Regions from separate parts of the Mus musculus genome. Here all the other regions are linked to region 7. The links are chromatin loops, found by intact Hi-C in ENCODE. Cell type or tissue: heart. All regions are shown on one strand. Region 1 overlaps Gm13582 (predicted gene 13582). Region 2 has its middle 29 kb from the start of Gm33436. Region 3 has its middle 32 kb from the start of Gm39834. Region 4 has its middle 16 kb from the start of Gm26422. Region 5 has its middle 49 kb from the start of Gm39833. Region 6 overlaps Rbms1 (RNA binding motif, single stranded interacting protein 1). Region 7 has its middle 24 kb from the start of Rbms1.

The links. Hi-C counts contacts between places; a loop is a spot of excess contacts. Peaks named below come from ENCODE experiments on the same cell type or tissue, not always from the same donor. Only the 100,000 strongest peaks of a DNase experiment are listed, where the experiment ranks them.
Region 1: it touches region 7 in a loop (3-fold over the local background); 11 of 42 quality-filtered maps call a loop at or near these places.
Region 2: it touches region 7 in a loop (2.7-fold over the local background); 2 of 42 quality-filtered maps call a loop at or near these places.
Region 3: a loop joins it to region 7, with 8 times the contacts of the local background. A loop is called at or near these places in 14 of 42 quality-filtered maps.
Region 4: it touches region 7 in a loop (4-fold over the local background); 3 of 42 quality-filtered maps call a loop at or near these places.
Region 5: a loop joins it to region 7, with 2.0 times the contacts of the local background. A loop is called at or near these places in 2 of 42 quality-filtered maps.
Region 6: it touches region 7 in a loop (2.1-fold over the local background); 2 of 42 quality-filtered maps call a loop at or near these places.

What each region holds. Positions count from the first base shown.
Region 1 is chr2:60,960,835-60,964,834 of GRCm38, forward strand. Gm13582 (predicted gene 13582) reads right to left here. Exons shown (of 4, transcript NR_045335.1): 4 at 3,542-4,000. It also overlaps a transcript of Rbms1 not described here. Among named protein-coding and RNA genes, the nearest start is that of Gm33647, 6.2 kb to the right of the region's middle. In heart, no CTCF peak of the experiment used is centred here; DNase peaks (open chromatin) are centred at 1,437 and 2,287; H3K4me3 peaks cover 3,431 bases; H3K27ac peaks cover 3,266 bases.
Region 2 is chr2:60,719,361-60,723,360 of GRCm38, forward strand. It overlaps a transcript of Itgb6 not described here. Among named protein-coding and RNA genes, the nearest start is that of Gm33436, 29 kb to the left of the region's middle. In heart, a CTCF peak has its summit at 1,758 (motif pointing right); DNase peaks (open chromatin) are centred at 1,081 and 3,341; H3K27ac peaks cover 1,610 bases.
Region 3 is chr2:61,400,428-61,404,427 of GRCm38, forward strand. No RefSeq gene overlaps it. Among named protein-coding and RNA genes, the nearest start is that of Gm39834, 32 kb to the left of the region's middle. In heart, a CTCF peak has its summit at 2,072 (motif pointing left); DNase peaks (open chromatin) are centred at 1,584, 1,724 and 2,764; H3K4me3 peaks cover 1,980 bases; H3K27ac peaks cover 2,493 bases.
Region 4 is chr2:61,294,152-61,298,151 of GRCm38, forward strand. No RefSeq gene overlaps it. Among named protein-coding and RNA genes, the nearest start is that of Gm26422, 16 kb to the left of the region's middle. In heart, no CTCF peak of the experiment used is centred here; DNase peaks (open chromatin) are centred at 1,260 and 1,600; H3K27ac peaks cover 899 bases.
Region 5 is chr2:61,175,086-61,179,085 of GRCm38, forward strand. No RefSeq gene overlaps it. Among named protein-coding and RNA genes, the nearest start is that of Gm39833, 49 kb to the left of the region's middle. In heart, no CTCF peak of the experiment used is centred here; a DNase peak (open chromatin) is centred at 1,856.
Region 6 is chr2:60,834,010-60,838,009 of GRCm38, forward strand. The region is part of intron 2 of Rbms1 (RNA binding motif, single stranded interacting protein 1); the gene reads right to left. Among named protein-coding and RNA genes, the nearest start is that of Rbms1, 45 kb to the right of the region's middle. In heart, a CTCF peak has its summit at 2,273; DNase peaks (open chromatin) are centred at 502, 2,382 and 3,782.
Region 7 is chr2:60,903,620-60,907,619 of GRCm38, forward strand. It overlaps a transcript of Rbms1 not described here. Among named protein-coding and RNA genes, the nearest start is that of Rbms1, 24 kb to the left of the region's middle. In heart, a CTCF peak has its summit at 1,823 (motif pointing right); a DNase peak (open chromatin) is centred at 112; H3K27ac peaks cover 734 bases.

The sequences.
Region 1 (4,000 bases), 57 kb after region 7:
CATGAGCTATATTAAATGCTACGTAGTTGGTTTCTAACTTACTAACGGTACATAAAAATTACTAAGGTAAATGTTTCATAGAAACACGACCCCCCCTTTTTCTTCCTGTTTTTCACCTGAATGTGCGTGTTTATTATTCATGGAGTTAAGTGTTGAATAGGCTTGTCCTTCAGGCACCCAATGCTGCATAATTTACATGAGTGCATCAAATATATAACACATCTAAACGGTAACACATTGATTACGTTACAAAATTTCTTCGAACAACACACACACGCGGTGTGTGTGTGTGTGTGTGTGTGTGTGTGTGTGTGTGTGTGTAAGAGAGAGGGAGAGAGGAAGAGAGAGAGAGGGAGAAGGAGAGGGAGAGAGAGAAAGAGAGAGAGAGAGAGAGAGAGAGATTGAGAGAGAGAATATCACCCTCAAGTTCCTAAAACAATGGCCTGCCAACCACATGGAGCCGAACAAGGCGCTCTTGCAGTTGCTAGCACCTTCCAGATCCCTGGTAACAGAAGGTAAGTGGGAATCAGGAGAGCAGTAAGGAGGCCTTTGGGTGCTGGGAAATTTCTGGCCTCTGCTGACAAGTCCTTTTTACATGGACAAACACTGGGCTGTGTTGTAGGTACAGAGCAACATGGACCACACACATTGAGAGGAAGAAAAGCTTTCAAGGTTGAAGCACAGATTCTTAGTACCAGGTCAGCAGTGTCCGTCTGCCAGCAAGCAATCCCCTAAACAAAGTTCAAACACTACATCCATACCTGATTCTTTTGTGATCTAGAAGGACATGCTAAGGTGTTAACAGCTGAAGGAGGCCGCTGCACCCACCAGCGCCTTCTGCTTTCCCTAACTGTGGCAGATTATTCTAGGGAGGTAAGATGCACTTTCCGTGAACCCTAATAATTTTTAAAATTAGTTTAGGAGACATCAAACTGTGGTAAAATTAGCATAGGCCCATTAACAATGTACCCAGGGTCCTTGGAAAGCCAGCCACAATTTACCTGCCTACATGTCATCAGTGGTCCTTACCCAAGGCTGTGCCACTTTTGAGCAGAATTGGGAACACCTAAGGCAGTTTAAAAACAAAAGAGAAAAGTACATACAAAGTCACTTCTGTCTATGTATCAAAATTTGCCCATTGTCCCTCCCATGTAAACGCTACAGAGAAGATTAAAGGGGACATCAATGAATGCAGAGTGAACTTTGGCCACTTCTCTACCCAAAACACCAGCGTAAAAGTGGAAATCAGTAACCAGGTGAAGTGCCACACCGCACAAAGATCAGAGGCAAGGGGCGGGCTCACAGGGCCCGAGGCGGGGAGGAGACGGTCCCGGCCCCCTCCGGCCACATTCGTCGCGCGCGCGGGAGCTGGAGGGTAGTCCTGCGGGGCGGGGCGGGGCGGGGCGGGGCGGGGGGCTGCGCGCCACTCAGGGGACCCCCACAGTTACTGCCCGCAGGGCGAGGCCCTGGAGAGGTCTGAAACACACGCCCCCAGCAGGTCCTGCCGAGAGCCCCAAGCGTCGGCCGGCCGCCAGCCCCGACTGGACGAGAGGGAGCCGCAGGGCCGCGAGACCCTTCCCTCCTCGTTGGCCAGGAAGGGGCTGGCTGTCCTTTCCTGTCTAGTCGCTCCCCCCCCCCCGCCCCCCGCTACTCTCTGTAACCCGATCGCCGCGATCGGCTCCCCGGGAAGCCGCCGCCCCGCGCGCAGCCCGGCTCTGCCCAGGCCAGCGCTATAGTTAGCAACCCCAGCACTTGCGCCCGGAGGCGGCAGGGTCGCCGTGCGCCCCTCCCCAGCCCAGCCCGGCGCGCGCCTCCGGGGTCCCTTCCTTTGGCGACCGTTCCCCGAGCCTCCTTACCTTGGCTTGCAGATACTGGGGGTAGTAATAGGTGGCGTACTGAGGGTACATCTGTTGTTTCCACACTTTGCCCATGAAGCTGGAAGGAAGCCTGCCTTGCAGGGTCGCCGACACTTTGGGTTTTCCAAGTCCCGATCTCTCCTGCCTCTCCCTTTCCGGAGGCGGCGGCGGCGGCTGCCTCGGCGGCTGCTGCTGCCACTGCTCCACCTCCCAACCGGGACCAGACGACGTCCTCCTCCTCCACCTCCTCCTCCTCCTTCTGCTCTTCCTCCTCCTCCTTCTCCTCCTCCTCCTCCTTCCAGGCAGACAGAAAGACACTGCAGAGCGCAGAGGACACCCCGGACAGGGCGCTCCCAAGGAGTTTCCTCTGGGAGCCCGACTGTACCCGAGCTGCCAAGGGCTGGCGCTCTGGCCGCGCAGCGCTCCGGGAGCAGGCTGAGCCCAGCTAGGAGTGATCAATACAAGTGGAAAGTACGGCGGCAGCGGCGGCTGCGCTCGGTGCCAGGCGGCATCTGGGGTGGGTGCGCCCGATAGCGAGAGGGGAGAGGGGCTGGCTGCCGAGGCCGCGGGGGAAGGGCGGCCGGGGGCGGGGCTTGGGCGCCGCCGAGCCCGGGACCCGCTGGAGGTGAGGGCTGACTTTCCACCACTCCTCACCTCCTAGGCTCTCAAGAGAACGCACAGAATCTCTAGGAGCGGCGATCGCTTTGTGTCCAGGGTGGGAGAAGGTTTGGTAGACCCTGCTTAAGAACTGCCGAGAAGGCACCTCTAGCTTTCCCGAGTTTTTAATCTTCGCAAGTGGGGGAGGGAGGGAAAGAGGGAAAGAGGAAATCTGATTAATCTCTCACTTCCCCCAAATTCCCGGACCGGTGATTTTTTTTTCTCCCCACAAAGGAAAATGCTTTAATGTCCAACCACAAAGCTGGAGCCAGGACACCTGGGTTCTGTTCCACCCACACACCAGGTCACAGCACTAATTTTCTAAGTGACCTTGGGAAGGTTAGTGTCCTTCGGTTTGGTTTTCCCAGATGTGAAACCATGCTCTTTGCGTAGACACACATACACACACACACACACACACACACACACACACAAACTGGCGGGTCCTTCTAAGGGAAAGATGCCAAAAAGAGAAGAATGTTATTAGAGGACACAATATAGACATCAGCTTCTCCCTGCCTTTTCTAATGCTGCCAGACAGTCTGTCAACTCCCACTCTGGAGCAAGGAAACTCCCTGAGTTTGGAATATTTTAAGGCCATTTTGAAAGTCAGGCTGGCATATTGTTGCAGTGTGCTTCGGTGACACATAGAATCAACCTCCCGCTCTGCTTCTCTCCATCTCCTAATTGTCTCAGCTCTAGACAGCCCCAGACGAGCAGCGGCTCAGTTCACTACATAACTGGATATAATTTAATGGAGTTAATTGGTCCCTGAAGTTGCCTGCAGAAGACTTTTATATTCTAGCTCAAAAAGAGACAATACAAAATGTACAATAAGATGGGGAAGAAAATGTCCCTAAGTTGGTGTCTTGCCCGGCTGATAAAAGACAAGGAGAAAAACATTTATTGAACATAGCTCTGTTGCTTTGTTTCGTCTTCTTTTTTATTGTTGTTGTTTTGTTTTGTTTTGATTTTTGAGTCATTTCTCAGTACAAGGTAAATCCAACCAAACAGGGATGCATGATTTCCTTCAGTAGTCAGAGCTTTATATGATTATATTTTAAGACAGGCTTTTAAAATAATAAAACATTTTTATATGATTTAGGCAAGTTTCTAGGTCATACAGTTTAAAAAAAACAACAGATACAGTTCATGTGAACACAATTTGAACATGTCAGGAGGCAGCTCATGCTCATTCATCGATATAAAATCTCACGAGGAGGAAATTAGATTTACTTAGTTTCCGTCACATGCGGGGCACTATGGAGATTAATGCCAACCTGCAGGTTAGAGTGGTCCAGTGTCTAACTAGGTGAGATGAAAATGTTCCTCAGATTGGTTCCATAGGAGAACGCTTCGGTTTTTAAGTAAAGAACTCGATAACGCCCCGTATTGGGGAACCCAGAGAGACTAGTAATAATGGTTTTGAAGGTGACTGACTGAAGAGAAATAAGTTGAGAAAGAACTCAGTCTAGGTTTGAAAGACA
Region 2 (4,000 bases), 180 kb before region 7:
AGTTACAGGGCTGGAAGCTGACTTTTCCAGGTTCACCCTTCATGGACACTGGGAATTTACAGATGATCCAAGTGTACGGTCATTAAATGAGCAAGTCTGGAGGCGTAGCATGTGTGAGGTGTGAGGTGTATGCGGTGGCTGTCTCTGGTTTTTGTTTGTTTGTTTTGTTTTTTGTTTTGGTTTTGTGGTTGTTGTTGTTTGCTTTTTCCAGACAGGGTTTCTTTGTGTACCCTAGATGTCTTGGAACTTGTTCTATAGACCAGGTTACCCTTGAACTCACAGAGATCTATCTCCTTATCTCTGCCCTCTGAGAGTTGGGATTAGAGGTGTACACACACTACCACCTGTAGCATGCCGTCTCTGTGTTAATATCCCCTTGGTTTCCAAGTCTTGCAGCATTGGGCTGTACTCACAAGGCAGCAGACACCATCCCCTTCCTTGCTCCTTCCACCTTTTGACTTAACTCCTTACTCCCCAAGACATTCCCAGTTAGTCTTTTAGCTCCCCAAGTCAGTGGGATAAACAGGCCCAAACCGGTAGACCAGGGTTATAATTCCAGATCAGCTCCTAAGATGGTGGTAGGTTGGAGGCATGGAGAAAAGATGACCTGTAGTTACATGACCATGGGAGAGGAGAAGAGAAGACTCCAGCAGATGTTGGCCAATCTGCATGGATAAGACCTGGCCTGGCTGTGGCTGGAGGCTAGGACGACAAGAGGGTAAGGGAGTCTGAAACAGCCTGAGGTGTCCTGTGCAGGCAATCGGTGAAGCAATTTGATGACACAGAACCGTGAGTGGGTGAGCTTTTTTTTTTTTCCTGTTCCACAAAAGATTCATTTTAATGTCACAGTATGACATACCTGTGAACCTGCCTTAGGGGTCCCCTAAAAGGTAGGACAAAGTGAGCCAGAGAGGTCGTCGCGCGTAGGACAGAAAGTAGTTCAGAATGACTGAGTAGAAAATTAAATGCCAGCAGCCTGAAGGGCAGTCAAGGGCTTTCTCTTAGGAACTCCGACTGAAAATAGCAGTCTTGCCTGGCCTGGCTGGTCTAGCCAGCTTGGCAGAGCTAACTAGGCACTGTGGCTAGGTGTGGGTACTGTCCATGTGAGCAGTCCGGGTAGGTCCCCGGATGACCTTGGTCTATTGTTAGCACTCACAAGCAGCTGGGGCCGGTTTTCCTGGTAGCAGTAATAGCTACAGACAGCTTTGGAAGCCTAATTTGTTTTCAGTAAAGAAAAATAGTGTAGTCAAAGCACAGTGAGACCCTGAGTTTGACTCAGAGGTTCTGTGACTGTCAACATGCACCAGCTTTCTGGAAGAACTTTAAGAAATCAGTCACTTTTTTTCTAGAGTCAAATTTAAAAACCTTGAACCTCTTACGTAATCAAAATGTATGCCCCCCCCCCCCACCTCTTGGGGAACGTGTTATAGTAATTCCTGATTGCATGCCTTAGTTATTAGCATTATTTACCTTTCTGCATACCACAGTAGAAGCAAATTCAGATGCAAGGATTCAAAGCAGAAGAGGGGTTTAACCCTTAAGAACTAGACACAAAGTCAATGGCTCTTTAGGAGCCTGAAGATGGGTTTGAAACCTCAGATGAAAAATCCCTGACATCACACGATGCCCCAGTCAGCACATCTAGCTGTAAGTTTGCTTTAACGTATGGTGTCTGGGGAAAATACTGAGACATCGCAAAAATATCATTATATTTCAAATTTAAACTTTTGAGACTGCACTTCATGCTGCGAACACTAGAGGGCAGAAGTCAGAGAGAAAAGGCTACCCTGGAAGGAACTGCTCTGGGAAGCTAGGATTTGTATTTCACTATGACACACACAATTTTACTTAAGCAGACGCTAATGCTTGTAGTGTGACCAAGTGACTTCATGGTTGGAATTCAGTATTAAATTCCTATGATCTGCTGTAGCTGTCCAAAATCCACAACAGTGAGGAAAAAGCTATTGCTCTCTAAACAGAATCTATATCCTGCCCATTTTAGACACTTTGAGGGCCAATACAATATAGTTATGTCTGCGAGTCCTTAATTTTAGGGGGTACATTTCTTAGATGAATAACCTTTCACAGATATTGAATTTTTTAAAAATGCAGTATTGGTCTTACTTAGAGTTCTCACAGTGAATGGTAATGACATTAGGCTTTCCACTCACAGAAATAAAACATGCTCTCTGTAGAAGCTAGGAGTGACAGTCTTCCCATCTCCTCTTCCCCCATGATTTTCCTGTATTATCTGGACATTAAAATACCACTGTATAACCAGGAGACACTAAAGTTAACTGGTCACATTGGCATGTCAATACAAACATATATATATATATATATATATATATATATATATATATATATACACACATACATATATACACACATACATACATACATATGTACACACATATATGTATGTATATATATATACATGCATATAAACACACACATATATACCTACATATAAACATACACACATACACATATATATGCATGTGTGTGTATATATATACGTGTGTGTATATATATTCGTGTGTATATATATGTGTATATATATATATTCTCAGTTGATCAGTCATTTTGTGCCTTTTGGGAATGCCAGAAAGAACCAATGAAGTCTAGTCTCACCACCCATTTAAAAGAGAATCACAGTCACTTCAAATGGAAGCAAGTATCTTAAAATATTTTTAAAAAGACCACCTAATTCACGATTAAAGCATGATACCAAACATATTACCAAACATCAAGAGAATATAAATATATGAACTACTGTCCTTTGACTACTACACATTTCTTGAAGCAGCTGATTATAGCACGTGTGGGTCTGAGTGTAGGAAGAGAGAATAAAGCACACTGCACTAAGAAGGGGGGCTCTTTTATAAACCTGGGGGTCACACTTGTGGGTTCCCAAGTGCTGAGAAAGTTGAAATGCCATTATGGATCCCCAAAGCAGAGTTGGTCTGTAATGATCCGTGGCCAGATAGGAAACACTCAGCTCTGAAACTGGGGGTTGCATTTGTTAGCCATGCAGAAAACTTGGTCCACTTACCTCGCACGGGAGACCCTCTAATCTCAGAAAGTGCTGACATGCGTTACTGTACCCGTGAGCAAAGTCTTTGGCAGAAGTGCCATTGATCCTTGTGGTAGTGAATAGACTTAAAACATTCTGTTGTCACCATCCCTGAAAAAGCACATTCATGGGACTATTTCTTCCACCGGCATAATGAGGCATTTCATAAAGGCATGTGGGTGTACACCGCTAGGCAAAGATACTGCTGCTGAGTGACAGAGCGCCTGGCTGATTTACACAAACCCCCAAGCGCGCGCAAGCGCGCGGATGAGAATAGGTTAGCTTTAGATTGACGAGCAAATGTGGAGCCAGACTTCTGGCTGACAAATGGCAGAGCTATGCCAGCGCATTCGCTCCTCTGGAGGGAGACCAAAAGTGAAACAGGATCAAGTTCACTCTGAAAGGACATCCAAACCTAGTGGATGGCTGGGTTGGTAAAATATATATAGACACGAACCCCCCAAAATAGAATTTCGAGAGTTCATAGTTGAGCACATACCCAGGCCAGTGACAATACTTGCAGAGAATCCCTGGACCCTGTGTGTATTTATATTGACATTCCTTCAGAAGGGCCCTGCTGTTTTCAAGATAAATCTATTTTATTGGCAGCTTAGGTTTAAACTCACTACTCTCTAAAAATGGCCTGTTTGGGAAAACCAGAGACTGAAAATAACAACTGATGAGACTAGTGTTCAAAATGGTGCCAAGCAGTAACTGGGCCAGATTGGATTAGGTTTATTTTGGCCAGGCACAGCTGAGAACAGAAATGTCCAAACAGCGTTTGTCAAGAAGAGTGAATTATTATGACCACTCTTTCTAGGCTAAAGTTGAAAGTTCAGGTCTCTAAGAAGGTGGTGTGACTTTAGTGATCAACACTATTTCTGAGCTCCTGCGGCATGCCGAGAGCTTCACCTAGCACTTGGT
Region 3 (4,000 bases), 500 kb after region 7:
ACACAAAGATAAAAATAAAAAAAAAATTAAAAAATTAAAAAAACAAACGCAAACTCTACACTGTATTGACTTGGAAGAGGAAATAAAACTTAGCAGTATTAAAGAGGTCTCTAAACTGAAAGTGAACCAATTGCTAAAATGGAAGGTCTGTAGATAATGGGAAGGGGCGGTGAGCAACACTGGCTGGAATGATCAAGAGGAGATCTGGAAATACAAGGTTGATTTAAGATAGACTCTGAAGGAAGGACTTAAAAGAAAAGAAACGACATTCCCAGCAAGTATCTGGTAAACCATGGCATACTTGCCAAGAAGAAATTTCATTTTGAGGTCATAAATGCCCAGATTGATCTAATCTTTATTCAAAACAAACTTCTAAGAAGAAGTTTAAGTGAACTTAGATCCTTAACAAAGGAGCCATTTCCCACTGAGAGGACTTAGATTGGGGCTTCTCCAGTTATCCTCAGCAGCCTCCAATTAGTCTAATCTCTGTAGGACGTGATCTCCGCCCAAGGCATTTGGGGGAGAAGGGTAAACACTGCCTTCTTTCTGGTCGCAGTAACAATTTTGAAATACTAACAGATAGATTATCCTTGTGCTTTTATCTTTCACCTTCCACCCCAGCTGCTTTGCACTCTTAGCCAGAGAGAGGGAGAAGGGAAGGGGAAAGAAGGGGGGAGAGAGAGAAGAAGAAGAGGAGGAGAGAGGAGAGAAGTGGGGAAGGGGGGGTAGGAGAGGCGCCACAAGGGGAGAGAGATGGTTGTTTTGTAGTACAAGATGGATGGGGGAGGGGAAACTTTGACTTTGAAAACTCCAAGTGGAAATTTTGAAAAAAGATAGGGAACGATTCTTAAGTTGCCCTCATCTTTAAAGATGTTGCACTAGATTAAGATGCCTAACATCATACAGTCTTCTATCTAGAACCACCCCCCCCCTTTTTTTTTCAAAACAAATGGTATGTTTCCTGGGGGCTTGGCTTCTCTGCAATTGTGTAGCCCTTGGTAGAATGACGTACTAGAGCCTTGGCCTCTCCTTTTCTTTATCATTAAGTGGGTACCAAATATGCTTCATTGATAAGGGCTTAATATTTTGTTATCTCTCCATTGAACCAAAATTCAAGGCGATGAATGCTTCAGCATATTCTAGAGTTCAAAATGTAAAGCCCAACAATTTTATCTAGTCTCATGACCTTAGTTTCCACGTATAAAGGCAAAAACCTCCAGCAAAGGGATGTTGTGTCTGCCTCAGACAGTGGTGGTGAAGGTTAAATTAGATACTGCTGAGGCATTTGCCACGGTGGGGGTGGGGGAAGTTGGCTCAGAGGACATAAGCACTACTGGTTTATTGGTGACAGAATGTCACATAAGAGCCCTCGTGTGCTTGTTTTCAATAAGTCTTTTCTGGCTAGTTAAACAACCCTATTTTAAGAGTCCCCAAAGTTAGGCATATACACGCCTCTTCCCTCTCTCTCCCCGCCAACACCTCACAATGACAGGGTCAAGAGACCGCCTTTGGTATATGCTGCCCCAAACCGACTCTTCTAGTCCCTGCTAATAAAATGTAAAGAATGTGATACAACAGGCGTCCCGAGTTAGGAGACGGAGGGAGGCTGCCAGAGATGTGGTCCCAGTGGGCTCTCAAAACCTCTAGTATTCAGTTTATCTTGGGTAAAGCCTTTGTTAGAATTAAAGAAAAAAAAAAAAAAAAGGCAGGCTGTTGCAAACCAGCTTCTCGGTAAGCTATAGTCGCTTCCTTGGCTACCCGCGACATGGGAATAATCGTTCAACTAGTCCCATTTCTATTGCGACTGGAAACAGGAAACGAATAAGGTACAGTCTTAAACAAAAACAAAGAGACTGAAAGACAAACCAGATTGTCCCAGGGTTCAGGAGAGGTTTGTGCTAAGTGTTAGAAGGTTCAGATCTGGTGGATCCTCCCCCACTTTCTGCCATTCCAGAAATTCCTTAGGGGGGGAGGTGAGGCGGGGGGGTGGGGGGGGGGGGGGGAAACGAAGAGCTGTTCTAAACTGCACAGCACTGCCATCTTCAGGGCCAACGGGGAAAATATTTTCCGGGTCAGTCAGACAAATCATCGTCCTGAATGCTTCATTTAAATATAATCAAATGCTTAAAACTTTGACAAGCATACAGTCTGTAACAGATTTTCTTTTTCTTTTAGCGTTTTCCATGTTTGGAATGTCAAAGGACACATTTTGGGGGGGGGAGGAGTCTGTGTATGTGATATATGAACATTAAAAATACGTATTTGCCAATTGAAAGTTATTTTCAACTGGAAAGATTAACTAGCTTACACTACACTGCCAGGTGATGGAGCAAAACAGACGCAAACATAGTGTTCTGAAATTTTTTTTTCCGTAAAAAGAAGAAAGGATGAATGTAATGGTTCCACAGTGCCGTTTGAACAGATGGTGTGATTAACAACTAGTGTGTTAGCCGTCTCAGGAGCTCACCGAGAGTAAACAAATGCAACGGGAAAATCACTTTCCTCCCCAAAGAGTTTTTAGTTCATTTTATTACGAAAATTTGGAAGTCTGCATTTTGAAAGCTGAGTATCCTTAGAGGATACTGGGAATAAGAAGGGAGGGAGGAGTTTCTGGAGGAAGACTCAGAAAGACTATTCTCTTCCTGATGAAGAATGCCGAAGCTCTCACAGAGCTGAGATGGGGGTAGTCTGGGCTGCGGCTGTCATCGGGATGCTGGAGGTGGGTGGTGCATGGTCCTACACACAAGCCATAAAATAAAAAGGTCAGATTCTCTTCCCGGCTCTTGTCCTTGCTCTCTCTGGACTGCGGTTTCTTTTGTTTGAAAATCTGAAGGAAAACCAGACCAACTGAACAGCTGTGTTTCAGAAACTTTAATGTGCACCTGGGGATCTCATTAAGATGCAAATTCTAACCTGGGGTAAGGTAAGGTCCAGGCTTTGAAATTCTTACAGACTCCTAGGTAATGCTGATGCTGCTGATCCATGGCCTGCGTTTACCACCTGGCCTCTAAGAGCCTTCCAGTGGTGGTGCTCTAGCATCCCATAATAGGTGATGCAAAGCTAGCTGATAAGAGGCAGAGTCTGCCTTCCTAAGCCCGACTCAGAACTACTTGTGGATAAAAATACCTAATAAATATATCACACGTTGCACTGATTTTTTTAAAGACCTTTTTTTTTTAAGTATTTTTCTATGGGAAGGTATTTCGCGTGAGTAGAGTGTGCAAGGACCAGAAGAGTACACACGAGGTGGAGTTATATATAGTAGTCATGAGCTGTCATAGTGGGTGCTATGAACTGAACTCAGGTCCTCTCCTCAGCAAGGTCAGAACACCCTGCTGAGCCATCCCTCTTGCATGGGTTTTAAAAGTAAATCACTTAGGTTGTCTGTTTTCTTTTAATCTGCTAGAGAATTAATCTGGAAGGGACCCCAAACCACAGCCACAGCCCATACATTATATTATATATTATGGGGATGAGATGATCAAGAGTCTGAGATGGAGCATCAGACAGCATCTGCATAGTCAACATCAATCCCAAGACTGCGGGGGATTTTAAAATGTCACTTTAGGAAAGGCACTGGAATCAGAATAGAACGTCTTGGGGGAAAATATCTATAAAATGCATATCAGGCTCATATCCAGAAAACATGAAGAATTTTCAAACCCCAATAGTATGAAACCAGCCTAGACCAGTGAGACAGTCTGTGGGCAGGGGTACTTGTCACCAGCCTAACTGACAGACAACCAGAGTTCAGTCCTCAGGATGCAAATTGATCCTTGAGAATTAATTCCTGCAAACCGTCCTTAGAGTGCCTCACTCACCCACTGTGGCATGCGCACCCACCAACCCACAAACACATAATCCATAAATACATGTGATTTTTTTACACAAAATATTTCCATTTTAAAGGGGGCAAAGACTTAGAGTAGATGCTTTTGCAAATGGGAAATACAAATGGTAACGGATAAGTTCAGCATCATTGGCCGCTATGAAATTCATA
Region 4 (4,000 bases), 390 kb after region 7:
TGGATCACAGGGCCCCAATGGAGGAGCTAGAGAAAGTACCCAAGGAGCTAAAGGGGTCTGCAACCCTATAGGTGGAACAACATTATGAACTAACCAGTACCCCGGAGCTCTTGACTCTAGCTGCATATGTATCAAAAGATGGCATAGTCGGCCATCACTGCAAAGAGAGGCCCATTGGACTTGCAAACTTTATATGCCCCAGTACAGGGCCAAAAAGTAGGAGTGGGTGGGTAGGGGAGTGGGGGGGGGACTTTTGGGATAGCATTGGAAATGTAAATGAGGAAAATACCTAATAAAATATTTTTTAAAAAGTAGTAAGGGAAAACAAATAAGATAATTTTATTTATATGAAGGCAGTTCATTGTCTAGCTGGGGACTGGGGTGAGTTAGGAGGTAAGCGGAGAAACTGTGAAAGCTACAAGAAGTCTTCTGAGAGAGGTAGACATGCTTGTTAATTTTAATTTGGTGATAGTTCATAGGTGACCTAATACCTTCAAACTCATCAAATTGTGCATCTTAGTATACAGTTTTCTTTGGAATATCTACACTATATATAAACTACGTGTGTGTGTGTGTGTGTGTGTGTGTGTGTGTGTGTGTGTGTGTGTGTAATATTTCTTTTTATGTCTCCTGGTGTAACCATTTATTTTTCAGCAGCTAGCAGCAAGTCACAAGAGAAAGCCAAGGCTCCCATTATATAATGTCCCCTGACAAGTGTCAGAGCATCTTAAAAGCGGCCACTGACTCCTTCCCTCTCATTACCCTATCTTCAGGCAGGATGCAGCTTTGCATCCTAATCTGAGACCTAATTGAAGCCATTTTAAGTTAAAGGGGGTTGTGGGGTAATGAGGTAAACCTAAAACACAACAGCCTATGAAAGGATACAAACGCAGGGATACAGACGCAGCCACTCTGAGATTTCTCAGTATTCTTGTTTGGTTTTTATGGTCTCAAATCAGCTGTCTTTCACAGGCCAGAAGAAAGGCTCCAATACAGCTTCAAATTCCCTTTATTAGAGCCTCACAGCCAAAGGGAACTAATTCTCCACGAAACCACAGTTTACAGGAAAAAGAAGAAAAGGCCCTATCTCACATCCAGGGCTTGCAATCAAAAGGTGGAGTCTGGAGGACTGGTTCCTGCCGTGCAGACAGGGGGACAGGAGTGAGGAGAGGTGAGCAAAATGGAGACATGTTAGCCAGAAAGTTTCCATCACATCCAGGATCCTAAACTCTGGCAATATGCAGACACTGTGTTTGTTTGTTTAGTTGTATTCTGTTTTGACTGGCTGTGGCACCAGGCCTGCATTCCTTTCCCAGAACTGCCTTATCCAGAAGATAACTGGTAACAGTCCCCAGGAGACCCTCCCTCGGCCTATCTAGAAGGCATTTCCTATTTGCTCTTTCTCAACCATAAAACAGAAAAGTAAGGTAATATTCACTTTTTACCACTCACTAAAATAGCAGCTGTAATTTCTTTTTTATCTTCTTGCCCCATTTATCTTTCAAATCCATTTCTCATCCCCTCTCTAGCTGCAGCCAAGGATGTTTATATCTAAAATGACTCAGGAAGGAAGTAGGGTTTGGCAGACACTCGCCTGCTTTTATATGCCTTGGGAACAGGCTCCTCACCCACTGAGAATAAGGTCAGTTTAATCCACTCCCGTGGGTAAAGTTAGTCAGCAAGGACTTGTTGAATCACCCTGTCCGAGTTGCCCAATAACAGCAAAAATGAAGCAACTTTGTATTGTATTAAGAACAACTGTTGAGTTAGGAATGGGGTACTATTTACGGTGATATCAAATAACAAAAGATGCTTCATTTTACGAATGTCAAAACGTTTACATTTCAAGTCCTCTTTGGCTCTGATGGAAGTTGAAAGTTGTTGTTTAGTAGGGTTATTTTTCTTATTGTGTTTCTCTCTGCCATCAGAAACACAAAACTAAACTATCATCTTTTCATATTTTATTTAAAAAAATGTCTATTTGCTTTCAGAATCCATTATGAAAATAAAAGTCATTTCTACCCTTGTCTAAACCACTGCTCTCAAAAGTACGTTCTTTGTTAGTTAGTTTTCAATATTTCCAAATTCACTTCAAAGAGCCTGGTTAATATTTAAAAGACTTTTCCCGAAGTCTTCCACCTCAGGCATAATTTTTATCTTCCCATGAGCATCCCTGCTGTAGGCCAATTGGGAATTCTAGTAGAAGAATTTAAGCTTCTTGTGGTCCAAATCTACCAATAATTCCCAGACACATCTTTTTCACTGGCTCTCTTAACTGTGCTTTTTCCTCTCTCTCTCCCTCCCTCTCTGTCCCCTCTCTCTCCTACCCTGTCCCCACCCCCAGTATAACTATATAATTTCTAAGCCATCACTGTGAAGTGCATTATACCATTTGTCTTTTAAACCTTTAAGGCTTATCACAGACCTAGTGTCATCCGTGAGGCAGACGGAAAGCTATTCAGCTTCTCCATTTGGAGGGAGGATGGAGACAGCGAAAGCCCAATGGCTTTTCACCAGTCATATGGCAGGACGACCCTGAAAGACTGAGAAGAAAACTAGCCAACTGCCTAACTCCATTCTCTCCACTCTATGGCTCAACCCACCAGAGCTCACTGTCCATAATTCTCTCAGCTAGTTCACAGGAGTTACGCAAGCCGACCTTTCTATTTTCAAATTATAGACATAAACTGCTAGTCCCTAACTGTTGATTTTAGACATTAACTTCTTCTTATGCTAAGCGGAGATTTCACCCCAGCAACCCATTTTCTCCACACAATGCATTTTCAATCACATTTTGTGATTCTGAAATCAACACTTCTAAATAGTCTACCTTCCACGTGTTTACCTTGGTTTTGTTGTTGTTTTTGTTGATGTTTTGTTTTCAAATGACCTGTCTTATCAGCCACTCCTTTTCCCGATGGACGTACACCCCCGCGCCCACTCCCCAAGTCCTTTGGCTGAGCTGTCTGCTTCCTGTACCGCAGTGCTTTCTAGATCCCTGCATCTCTCTGTCGCTCCTTTCAGTCCTTCTTTTAAGTGGAAACATCTCAGCTTCTCAAGGAAGAGATAAGAGAAATACAGGTTCTGGTTCCAGCATGTCAGGAAACGTCCTTTCCTGTTCTCACATTTGATTAATCGCTGGGCTGGATGTTCCATTCCAAGGTTAAGATCACAATCGCCCAGATTTCTTTTTTTTTAAAAGCCATTGCTCCATCACTGGCCCAAAGCCAGTGGTGGTGAAAAGTCTCGTTTGAATTTGTCCCACAAATCTGTATTGATTGCTTACAAAGGACCAGGCTCTGCTCAGAATACAACAGGTCATAATGACACAGAAGCCCCACCTACAGAGAGCTTCCTTTCCTGTTCTGAAAATGAAGTAGAAAATCAATGAGAAACCAACACAAAAGGTGTGTGTGGCTGTGCACACCTTTAACCCCAGTGTTCAGGAAGCAGAGGCAGGTGCAACTCTGTGAGGTGGAGGTTAGCCTAGTCTACATAGGAAACTCCACACCACCCAGGCCTACACAGGAAGACTTTGCCAAGGAAAAGGCCACATAAATAAAAGACCACAAAGTAGGAGGAGAGTAGAGACACTTCTTTGCGACAGTGGCTGGGACAGGCTGTACTATGGAGGTACCACTGAGTTGAAACCTAAACAATAGCAGAGGGACCTAGGAGACAGTTGAGAGCAGAGGAAACACTAAGTTTGAGGATTTCCAGAGGCAGAACCAGCTTAGGTGTTTCAGGTAGAGATGCTTGAGGAACTGAGAGACTGTGACACAGAAAGGTGAGTTCACAGAGGAGGTTTGGTCCTGCTCAACCCATAATGATTCTCATAAAATATGGAGGTCACTTCTCATTCATTCTCCTCCTCCCACTCTCCTTCCCTTCCCCTACTCCATCCCCTCTCCCCCTCTCCTTTCCCCTTCCCCCCCCCCTCTCTCTCTCTCTCTCTCTCTCTCCTCAGTGGTATGTGTGTGCACAGGTGTGCATGGACTTC
Region 5 (4,000 bases), 270 kb after region 7:
TCAATCTATACTATATCTATCAATAAAATGGAGGTGATTAACCGGTTTTATAAGGAGAGCGTTCAAGTATCCATTGGCCACTGATTTTAAGAAAGGTGTAGGAAGAAATCAGGATCTGAGGAGCTCTGTTTGCTGGACAGCCAGGGGCACATGGGGTCAAGATTCCTGGTCTCTGCCCAAGCCGTTCCCTCCATCCATTTCTCAACCTCTTGACTCCTCGTCTGCTTACCGCCTGCTCCATCCTTCATATGTGACACTCACAATGACTTTTCTGCCTCTGATCTTTCAGATTTTCTTCCCTAAGTATAACCGATACTTGCTGGATGCTGGTTGGTTTTTACAGCCTTCATGAAGACCTGGAGCAAATAACCAACTTGGCATTCTCTTGTCTGATATTTGATTGACCAGCAATCTAAGACCCACTTACCTGAGACTCTCTGCTATCCTTAAGCTCTTGTACTCTGTGCCCATATTCAAAGTCAAGTACAACATGCAGGTAAGTTCTTGAGCTAAGATTTGTGGCCTCTGGGGCCTACTCAGCATTGTGTTCATCTCAGTGAATGGTCCACCACTGCTGCACATTGAATGTGTATTGGCTGGCTTCCTTACTGTGGATTCTATTGGGCTTTATATTTACAATTTCCCTTTTTACTTAAAATATGGAAACTAGAGAGCTACAGTACAGGCACTACACCAAGCCTGATTCCTACAATTCAGGGTTTGGGGGAACCTCTGACCTTTACTAGGTCTTGGTTAGGCTCAGTGGCAAATTTAAGGAAGCAAGACTCACAAAAGTCTCATCCAACTTCTACATTCTAGAATGATCTCCCATAGGAAGTATGCTAAAATTATTTAGTTTACCTAGCATTAATTTACTTAATTTTTGAAATGTCAGACTGTACACTCGTAAGTATAAGAAAAATTCCAATCAAGTTCTTGTTTATATGTACTTTCATTCGCATAAATACATACACTTACACACATTGGCACATACAACCATGGAAAAGGGAGATACTGGTTCTGTTTTATGTGAGTTTGTTGCTGGGTATTTTTAGGCTGGCTTCCGCAAGTGGGAGTTGATGTTGTGTGTGTGTGTGTGTGTAGGGGGGTTGGATACACAAACATATCATTCAATCTTCTTAATATATGAAAAGTGACTTATAAGAATTGCTTGTGTAATTATTTGCAAGTAAATAATTAGCTTTATTCTTATTAGCAATGAAGTAGGGACAGCTACACGTCATTTTCACTTTTATGGAAGTCTTTTGAATTACTTTCTTTAAAAAACTACTTCCAAGCAGCGTTTAAATATGATTTTGTTTAATTTAAGCCAATTTGTACTCCGTGCATATTTACTGAGATGGGACAGAAATCCCAGCCATCCATTGTTTTGCTTTTGGTTTTGGATGGAATCTTAGCAGTTTAATGAACTTCAATATTTATATTTAGTTAAAGCTTTGCTATCGTTTCTAACCAGATGAGACAGCCACGGGAAGATGAATTGATAATTTATTCCTCTTGCACTGGGGAAGCGGTTCTTGTATTTACCATATGCTGAGTATAGCATTTCCCTGCCCAGCTTCCTGGGATTTGTGTACATTTTTATGGTGCAGTGTGACTTTCAAATTAAAAATGATTTGTTGCATGAATATTGACTAGGAATTGCATCTTGAGAGAAGACAGCAGAGAAGAGAAGTAATGAGATTTTTCACTCCCCTTAGCCCTGGGCTATTCAATAATGTTGCTTCTTTAAGGCTAAGAGGAAGAAAAGGGAGTCTCAAACTGAATGGCAGATGTTAAGTCAGGAAATGGGAAACTCCGCCTTTCCTGGAGCTTCAGGACATCTCAGTGACCTCTGTGGCCTTGTTGAAAGGCTTTCTCTGAATTGAATGACAACTCGGAGGCTGTGGGTGAGATTGCAAATCAGAGAATGTGCTGTGAATGGGAAGCCATGACCCTTGCCCTGGGTGGTAGTTCAGACCTGGGTTAGGAGGAGGTGTGGGATTGCACTTCCAGATTGCTACCCTGGGGGTGGAGGTGGGGGTGGGGTGCAGTGCTGGGTGGTCTCTAAGGGTCTAAGTTCCTCCACCACACCATGAGAATGGCTAAGAAATCTAGCATCTTCTTACCCTTGGTTCCTGCTCTGCAACTCTGATTTTATTCCCTTCAGTGCTTTCAGAATGGCAACCAACAGTTGGGTATCACTTAAGTCAGATGTCTTTTAGAGTTAGTGTGGTCATACAGATGCAGATAACCAGAGAACGCAACCAAGACACCCTCCCAATGATGATGGCCCAGAACTCAGAGTCCCTGTACAAGGAAGATTATGGACATGGACAGAAGTGCAATACTGAGAAGTCCTTTAAATTAGGGCTGTTTAATCTTGGCTTTTAAGTATTGCAAAGATCAATGAAATGCCTAATCTTTTAGTATGAAGTTTAACAAATGGTGTGTGTGTGTGTTTGTGTGTGTGCACATGTGTGTTAAACATTGTCAATGTCTAAGAAAGTCTCATTTTATGTCTCTCTTCCATCTCTCCTCTCTCTGTCTCGCTCTCTGTCTCTCTCTGTCTCTGTGTCTCTGTCTCTGTGTCTCTCTCTCTGTCTCTCTCTCTGTCTCTCTCTGTCTCTCTTTCTCTCTGTCTCTCTGTCTCTCTCTCTCTCTGTCTCTCTCTCTCTCTGTCTCTCTCTCTCTCTCTTTCTCTCTCTCTCTCCACACTGTTATCTCCATGTGCTCTCTGCTCTTCCACAGTTTTCTTTGCACTTCCTTGTGTGTAACCTACTGCCAAGGAGTTGAAAATGATATTTATCACATTAGGACAGGTTTTCATTGCTGATAAGTATCAGCTGTCTAGCAATCGGGCACAAGGAAGTTGCACACCCAGTTTCTACAAGAAGATGAAAACACAGGGACATTGGAATTGCTAAAGGGACATGTTATTCCAGGGGCCAGCATGACTCTCACACAGGAAGAAGAAGACACTGAAGTTCAGAGGAATGTCAAGTAAAGAATGAGGGGAAACGGGGCAGATTTAATACACAGGACATGTTTTGGGTGTCAGGACAGGGCTGAGTATTTCATTGGAGGTGACTTTCTAGAACAATCACACTGGCAAGGCCTTCAGCAATAAAAAGAGGGGCTTCTTAACCGATGACCAAGCATTTTGCTTTGCTTCAGTTCTGTTCATTTCAGAGAGTAGATGCTTTCTCCTCCCACCCCCAACCCCCAAAATAGGGGGTTCTCTTACACGCGTTCTCGCGACCGGTCAGGAAGAACGCAACAAACCGGAATCTTCTGCGGCAAAGCTTTATTGCTTACATCTTCAGGAGCCAGAGAGCAAGAGAGCAAGAGCAAGAACTCTATTGCTTACATCTTTAGGAGCCACAGCGCAAGAGAGCAAGAGCAAGAGAGAGAATGGCGAAACCCCGTCCCTTTTAAGGAGAATTATCCTCCGCCTAGGATGTGTCACTCCCTGATTGGCTGCAGCCCATCGGCCGAGTTGTCGTCACGGGGAAGGCAGAGCACATGGAGTGGAGAACTACCCTTGGCACATGCGCAGATTATTTGTTTACCACTTAGAACACAGGATGTCAGCGCCATCTTGCAACGGCGAATGTGAGGGCGGCTTCCCACAGGGTTCCACTACAGAAAGTCACCCTTGGCCACCAACTACAGCATTTTTATCACAGTAGTTCTCACATGGGTCTCCTTCTAGGACAATAACTATCATCCCCACCCCCATCACTGATGGTCTGGAAGAGGAGAACAGGAGTTCAGGAAACTAAACAGTAGTGATGTAATAGGACCTGAGAGCTACTCTGGTTGAGGCTCTTCAGTGTTCATGGTACAATTCACCAAGGTGACAAGGCTTCGATGTGGTCAGGGTAACTGGAAGCAAGAGTAAAGGAGAAGTGCAAATCACTAAGAATCAGCAATTAAAGATGCTTTGAGCTAAGGTGTTTAAGTTTGTGCAAATAGATACAGGAAAGCAAAAAAAAAA
Region 6 (4,000 bases), 70 kb before region 7:
CCTAAAAATAAACAGTTCTAATTATAAAATCAAAGGCACAGTCAAAGTGAGATGGGCTTCTGGTGGGAAGCATGCCTTTGTATTTCCTGGGATCTTTTTCTTCCCCCAATACTGCAGCTAGTTTTGTGAGTTCTGAAAGTCTTTAATATGCTCTAGAAGTGTTTCTTAACATTTCCAGATTTCTTCCACAGCAAAAAAGCATCTGATGTGATTAAGAACACGGCCGACCCAAGACGTGAATGGGGAATGTCAATGAAGTACAATGTTGTGTCTAAGATCTTAACTGGGCTTTGACTAGGAAAAAAATGAGGACGATTATCTATTTTTCCCCGGCTCAAATATGGCATTTGCTTAGCTCTTCAACGACTGGGACTCTCATAGAAGGACTGCCCAGGATGACAGAGTTAGGTTACAATCCTAACTTAACATTTTGGCTTGCTCCATTGGCATTTCTTCCTAAAATGATGAGATAAAGTCAAACCAGCAGGCAAGCTGCTCGGGTGCCTTGGCGGAGTCCCATGGGTTGCGCATTACATGCTTTTCTATTACACTAATGAGCACGGCTCCAGAAACCCTTGTGATTTACATTCTTTTCTCCTTCTTTTCTTTTGCTTTTCTTTCTTTTTTTTTTTTTATTGGAAATCTTCTGCACAACTCTCTGGTGAGGCTCAAGATAACTGTCAAGGGACACATTTAATCAGAACTATTTTCCTAATATTTTCTATTTCTTTTATTCCCTTCCCCTTAAAGACATCTAAGAAATAAAATCCGAGATTTGGCTTTCAGCAGAGACTTGTGACATTAAAGCCTGAAAACCCTAAGACATGCATGGTGACAATAGGGTCATTGGCTTTTATTAATGATGCTACAATACAGTGACTGGAGCACCTACTCATTTTGGAATAAAGCAAGAGCCACTTATTCTGAGGATAGAGGGGAAATGTTTCAGGGGAGAGAGTTCAAGAAATTCTCTCTTGGGGCTGGAGAGATGGCTCAGTGGCCAAGAGCACTAACTTGCTCTTCCAGAGGTCCTGAGTTCAATTCTCAGTAACCACATGGTAGCTCACAAACATCTATAATGAGATCTGACGCCCTCTTCTGGTGTGTCTGAAGATAGCTACAGTGTACTCATACACATAAAATAAATAAATCTTTAAGGGGTTGGGGATTTAGCTCAGTGGTAGAGCGCTTGCCTAGCAAGCCCAAGGCCCTGGGTTCGGTCCTCAGCTCCAGAAAAAAAAAAAAAAACCCAAAACAAAAGGGGCTGGTGAGATGGCTCAGTGGGTAAGAGCACCCAACTGCTCTTCCAAAGGTCCGGAGTTCAAATCCCAGCAACCACATGGTGGCTCACAACCATCCGTAACGAGATCTGACGCCCTCTTCTGGTGTGTCTGAAGACAGCTACAGTGTATTTACATATAATAAATAAATAAATAAATCTTTAAAAAAAAAAAAAAAAAAAAGAAAGAAATTCTCTAGTTAGAGGAGATGGAGATACAGAGAGAGAGTATGACCACTCCATGTTGCCGTTTTGTCTCCTTAGCTTCCTCTGTCTTTAGACTCGTGGTTCTCAATCTTTCCTAAGGCTTCGGTCCTTTAACATAGGTCCTCATGTTCTAGTGACCACACTGTCTGAGTTACCGTTTTACTGCTGTGAGCAGACACCATGACCAAGGCAAGTCTTATAAAGGACAACATTTAATTGGGGCTGGTTCAGAGGTTCAGTCCATTATCAACAAAGAAGGAACATAGCAGCATCCAGGCAGGCATGGTCCAGGTGGAGCTGAGTGTTCTCCATCTTCATCTTCAGGCTGCTAGCAGAATACTGATTTTCCTGGCAGCTAGAGTGAAGGTCTCAAAGCCCACACCCACTGTGACACACCTACTCCAACAATGACTACACCTCCTAACAGTGACACTCCCTGGGCCATCACAAACCATCACACCCTTCAACCATAAATCACTTTCGTTGCTACTTCATAATCGTAATTTTACCACTGTTATGAACGTTGTTATGAGTTATAATAGCTGCGTTTACAAATTATCTTAGGTGATCGCCATTCCCCCTTGAGGAGTTGCAACCCACAGGTTGAGAACCACTGTTTTAGACAATCAGAGCAACTTAAAACCTTCTGCATCTAAACTTTTTTCTTTAATTTTCTAATTCTATGTATGTGTGTTTATATGCATACCTGAATACACATGTGCCAGTATATGTGCGTCACACGTGTACACATGTACGGAGGTCAGACAATCACTTTCGGGACTCGGTGCTTTTCTACCACCATGTGGAGTAGTGACTCCAGGGATCAAACCCTGGTAATCAGCCGCATGGTAAAGGCCTTTTCTCAAGTGACTTTTAAAAACATCAGTGCCTGCCAAACCAGTGGTTTCAGAACACTTTGGTTTATTGGCCTTATTTGTTGATCCCAAGGGGAAAGCATGGTCACCATGGGAACACAGTGAGGTGGTGGAGCTTGGGTTCCAGGAGGGAGCCCTCAAAAGCTGGTGCCTTTCTGTGGTCGCTCAGCATGTCTCAAGCTTTCCCTGTATCAAGCGCTAGGCTCTTATAGTCATTTTCATTCAGGCTTAAAAATTTCAGCGTTCCCACTGGTAGGACATACCCTGTCATACTCCTACGGTCCTTCACCATAGCCCCTGAACACACTTTGCCATATTCCCTACTGTCTTATGCCATAGCTGCCCTGTCATACTCCTTACTGTCCTAAGCCATAGCCCCTGGAATCCCCTCCACGGCTCTCAGAGGCCACACCCTCTTCCTCTAAGCAAGCAAGCCTTCCGCCTGTGTGCTGACAGATCAATGATGGGAGAAAGGGAAAATGGAGGGACTATGCTCCCCCCCCCCCAACAAGATCTAAGTCCTCCCTGAAGAATCTACTCCAATCCTTTAAGCTTCTGGTCCAAGGTATAGATAAACGTTCCCACCAGTGTCTCCTCCCTTCCCTCCACACACCAGGAGCTGTGGGTAACAAAAACTGCAGAACACCCAGCTGTGTACCAATAAACCTTCATTTCCTTCTTCCTCTGTGTATTTTAAGCAGCCAGCTTTCTCGTACCTCTGGGACCCTTCTTGGAGCCTGAAGGGCACCAGCAGTTATCCTTCCTGACAAGCTCTGTGTTATCTGACGCCCAAATGTCATTGTCATCTCATTCCTGGAAGCTACTCCACGCCCTCACTTCCGTGTTAACCGGAGCATCTTCAAGTTTTCTCACAAAGCACTATGCACTATAGGGGGAAAAGAGTTTCCTTAGCTCTTCTGTCTCAAATGATGGCTGGTTGTTTCTGTCTACTTCTGTTGGCCTGTCTTGCCTTTCTAATTCACTTTCAAAGAACTGTCATGTATTCAAAATAACCAGGAAAACTTGCAGAGAACAGGAAACAAAGAGAGAGGAAATCAAAACACAATGGGGATTAAGATCAGGGAAAGCGGTTATATTTCAAGGGCAGCCCTTTTAATTAGTAACAGTCTGGCATATCAGAAGATGGATACAGTTCCATGCTGAGGTAAAACACGATGTTTTAGTATATTTGAAACAAACTAAAGTGTCACCAAAGGAAGAAAAGAGGTGGATGGGTTTAGAAAGACAAGATGCAAAGTTGGCAGGGTAGGAACACTTTTGATCGACTACAGAATGCCCTTCAGCTCAAATGGCAGGTGGAGACAGCAGAGCTACAGCTATCTCTCAGCCAGTTGGCCTGGGTTCCTACAGGAAGTCAGGACACACTATGGAACAAACTGTGCGCCCACACACACACACACACACACACACACACACACACACAGTTTGTATTTATTTGTTTACTTGGCTTGAGACAATCTGGCTGTCGTCCAGCAGACCTTGAACTCTGGGTGCTGCTGTATACCCTACCTCCCAAATGCTGAGCTCACAGGGACAGACCACCATACCCTACTTCAAATACAGTTTTTAAGTCGTCGAAATCAAAATTTGGACAAAATGGAACATTTCCCAGGCCACA
Region 7 (4,000 bases):
ACACTGTTCTAGAACAGGAAATCATTTGGTTAGAAACACTGACCCTGCTTGACGGTTCCCATTGGGTGCTGTTTACAAGAAATCTCCCCAGCAGGGCACCTGCGTCCAGTTTCCCAATCCTGTGGTTTGCTTACGCTACAGGGCTGTGTTCCCGGCAAGTTCAAACCGTTAAGTTGAATTTCATTCTTGTCTGGGAGTAACTTTTACTCAATTGACTGCAGCTGTGTGCACAGAATACTGTTCCAAGAAACATGTCTATGAGAAGACCATTTTAAGAAATGCAAATTAACTTCCATTATTTCAAGTCTGTACAACTAGTGTAGGGACGGAATCTCTGGTCTCTGTTAGACAAATGGATATATATATATATATATGAATGATATATATATATATATATATATATATATATATATATGGATATATATATATTCGAGAAAAAACAAGCAGGGTTCTTCTGAGGCAGGCAGCATGTGCCTTTGTCACCTATATATTTGAATAATCATCTCACCAAGCTGTTTACAACACATACAATGAGTTGGGGGTTTGGGTTGTTTGTTTTCAAAATTAAAGTTCTACTTAAGCTCAGTTTTTTCTTAAATGTCACTCTTTAGTGCCATGAGGTTTCTTCTCTCTGTATTCATAGAAATGTAGTTTGGCAAATGATGGGGCGTTCTCAATGGAGGAAATGCTACCAGCTCACAACACCGGATGTAATTGAGACCACAAGAGATGCGCGCTTGGTTACAAGAGCTGAACTTAAGAGGTAGTCGAAGGAAGCAGCCCAACATTTGATTGAGTACACTGTTTTAGTCTATCTGTACTCTCAAACAAAGCAAAAAAGCAAAAAAAAAAAAAAAAATCTCTGGAAATTATTTGGGTAACCTCAGGTTCTACATGGTGGAGATTTAAAAACAAACAACAGAACCACTGTGGATTCTTGCATTTCCTTACTGTTGAGGACAGGGGGAAGGGGGGAGGGGAGGTCTCAACATGCCAGGGGATGTAGGAGAAGCTGAATCAGCTTCCACAAACAATTGGGAATGCTGTTTTGTAAGATCTTTTCCAGTAGCAGTATAGAAAATATCATTTGAAAAGGCAGGACTAGATCTGCCTGTCGATGGGCAGGTGATGCGGTCAGCGAATGAATATCGTTAGCTAACTTCTGTGTCCCCATTCCCAACCTTGGCAAGAGTGGCCTCTTTTGTGCAGACTGATGAAGATAGTTATGAGTGTTGCCTCTCCACTGGCTCCAACAAACCAAATCCAAACTGTGTTTATTAAAGATGAAAGTGTAAGGATTTGGCACCTGTATTTGTTTAAGTTTGGCTACTGTGGCTTTGCAAAGCCCTGCATCCAATCAGTACCTTTTGCTCTCTAGCTGAAGAAGGACATCTATTTAAAAAAAAAAACATCTTCAGAGAACATTTAAAATTCAGCTTCTTTAAAAATCAGACCCAAGAATGTTTTAATTGTCAAGACATTTTTATTTAAGAGCATGAACTACAAGGAGTAGTTAGCAGTTTTTATACTTTAAAAGTTAACAGGAACCCTCCGTTTTTTTTGTTTTGTTTTGTTTTGTTTTGTTTGTTTGTTTGGTTGGTTTTTTTGAATGCTGCTTAAGAAGATGTGCATTTGTCCTAGGAGTCCAAAGAACCTTCTAAGGCACATATAGTGGGCACTGTGCTAGAAATAGTTTTGAAACTATGTTAGGTTATATGTTAGTCAGCCATCTTATTAATTCAAAGCAAGCTCTTTGGGAAAAAAAAAAAAAAAGAAAGAAAAAGAAAAAAATTTTTGCCACTAGAGGGGGTTCAGAATTGCCTTTGCAGCAAACGCCCTGGAAGCCGATGCTAACATCTGGAGCAACATTAAGTATGGCTAGAGTAAACTTCCTTTTCATTACTCACTGGGGATAAGTTAAAAATAAGTTTTTGATGGGAGTAGATGAGAAAACCCGTTGTAAGTATGTGACAGTTAGGTATGCAACTTAACAAAACCCCTCAAATCTCTGAAACTGCTATAAACTGCACTTGGTTCTAACTGCTTAATCATTAGGAATGGGGTCTTTTAGTTTCTCAAGCTTTTCTTTGTTTTATTTTCAAGACAGAGTCTCAGATTGCCCAGGCCGGCTCCAACCTCGCTATGTAGGTGAGGATGATTTTTTTTGATCCCTCTGCCTTCCAAGTGAGAGCTGAGACAACAGACATCTTCTGATACACCAGGTTTTTGACACTGTTTGGTGCTGGAGACTAAACTCAAGGCTTCACGTGGGCTAGGCAGATCCTCTCCCAACTGAACTCCATCAAGGCCCTCAAGCTTTCTTTAACTGAGAGGCACAAGCATCACCAAGTACTCTCAGCTGTAAAGCAGAGTTAGGAAGTCTAGACTAGTCTCCTATCTAGTTAGAGCCCACGTGGAACCGTGTCTTGCAAAATGACAAACCACATAAAGAACCAAGGGACTCTTAGCCACAAATGGACAGCTCATGGAAGTGAGACCACTATGTTGTATCCACCTGCATCCGTGACATAGCCAAAGTCACCTGGAACAGAAAAGCCACCAAGCTAATTCCATCCTACCTAAGGAATCATGCAAAATAACAGCTCATTGTTTTGTTTGCTGTAGCATGATAATCAATTACCAAAAGATAATCACCAAAAGATAATCAAAATACAAACATGTTTGTATGATGTCTGATTTTTTTTTCTATTTTTAAATAAATTTATTACTTACTTGTGTTGGAGTGAAGTGCATGGTATGCCTCAGATGGTCAGAGAACAACTTGCAAGAGAGTTTTTTTTTTTAAGATGTATTTATTTATTATATGTAAGTACACTGTAGCTGCCTTCAGACACTTCATAAGAGGGCGTCAGATCTCATTAGAGATAGTTGTGAACCACCATATGGTTGCTGGGATTTGAACTCAAGAAGAGCAGTCAGTGCTCTTAACCACTGAGCCATCTCTCCAGCCTCAGAGAGTAGTTTTGTTTTTGTTTTTGTTTGTTTTTTTTTTTTAACTCCCACTCTGTGGGTCCCAGGGACTGGTCTCAGGTGACTAAGCTTAGCAGCAAGCTCCTTCACTGTATTATAAAGTAGATTTTTTTTTACATTTGAAGCAACTGTTTAAAGCCCCTTTCTTGTTTACTTTTCATTTGTATTCACAAGGTTTTCAACTCTTCTTTCTCGACGAGTTCAAGCTCACCCAAACCAATGGTCGTCGGCACCAAAGCAAGTCCCTGAACCTTTTGGTCCTCTCCCCTCTTCTCAGTTACCTAGGACATTGCCCATGATGGATAAGGACAAACGGCTCCAGCAAGAAAAAGACACAGAGATCTCCCCCATTGCTAGCTGAGTGTTCTTGGAAAGGAATTGAAGATGGTTGGGAGGACAGTTTCTTGGAACTCAAAGGCCGTTTTCTTGATCTAGGCAACAACACAACAGTGAACTTAGGAGAGTAAATGCTAGACCAGACTTTCATAACAAACAAAGTGGTTTACCTCCAGAAAAAACAAAACCCAAAAAACAGATCCAAGATGAAAACCTTGAATCCAGCCTGATAGGTCGGCAGTCCCCATAAACAGCAACAGGAAAGTGAGTGATACACAGGGAGAAAGAGACTGAAAGGGAAGACTTGAGAAAGCTTTGTCAAAGAGTGTCTGTCTGCAAGTGCCTGCTAGAACAGGTAACAGTGACATTCTCACTAGTGTGTGTCACCGAACCAACCATTCCCCTGATGTCACTTTTGGATTCCCCTGGCATCCCATCTTCCAGACTTCAGGGTTAGCACTGGGTCACTAAAGTATCATGAATGCTCTCCTCAGAGAAGTGGCATTTTAATGATAAGCTCTTAGACAGGTGCAAATTCTCACGGCGCTACAGCAATAACTGCTCGGTATCTTCAATCTTCAGAGAAATTCCGGTTAAAGACTGCATGCCCACCCTAAGAAATGACCTGCCTTAAGTTCAAACAAAACATCTAAAATGTTTGGGGGAAAGGGAT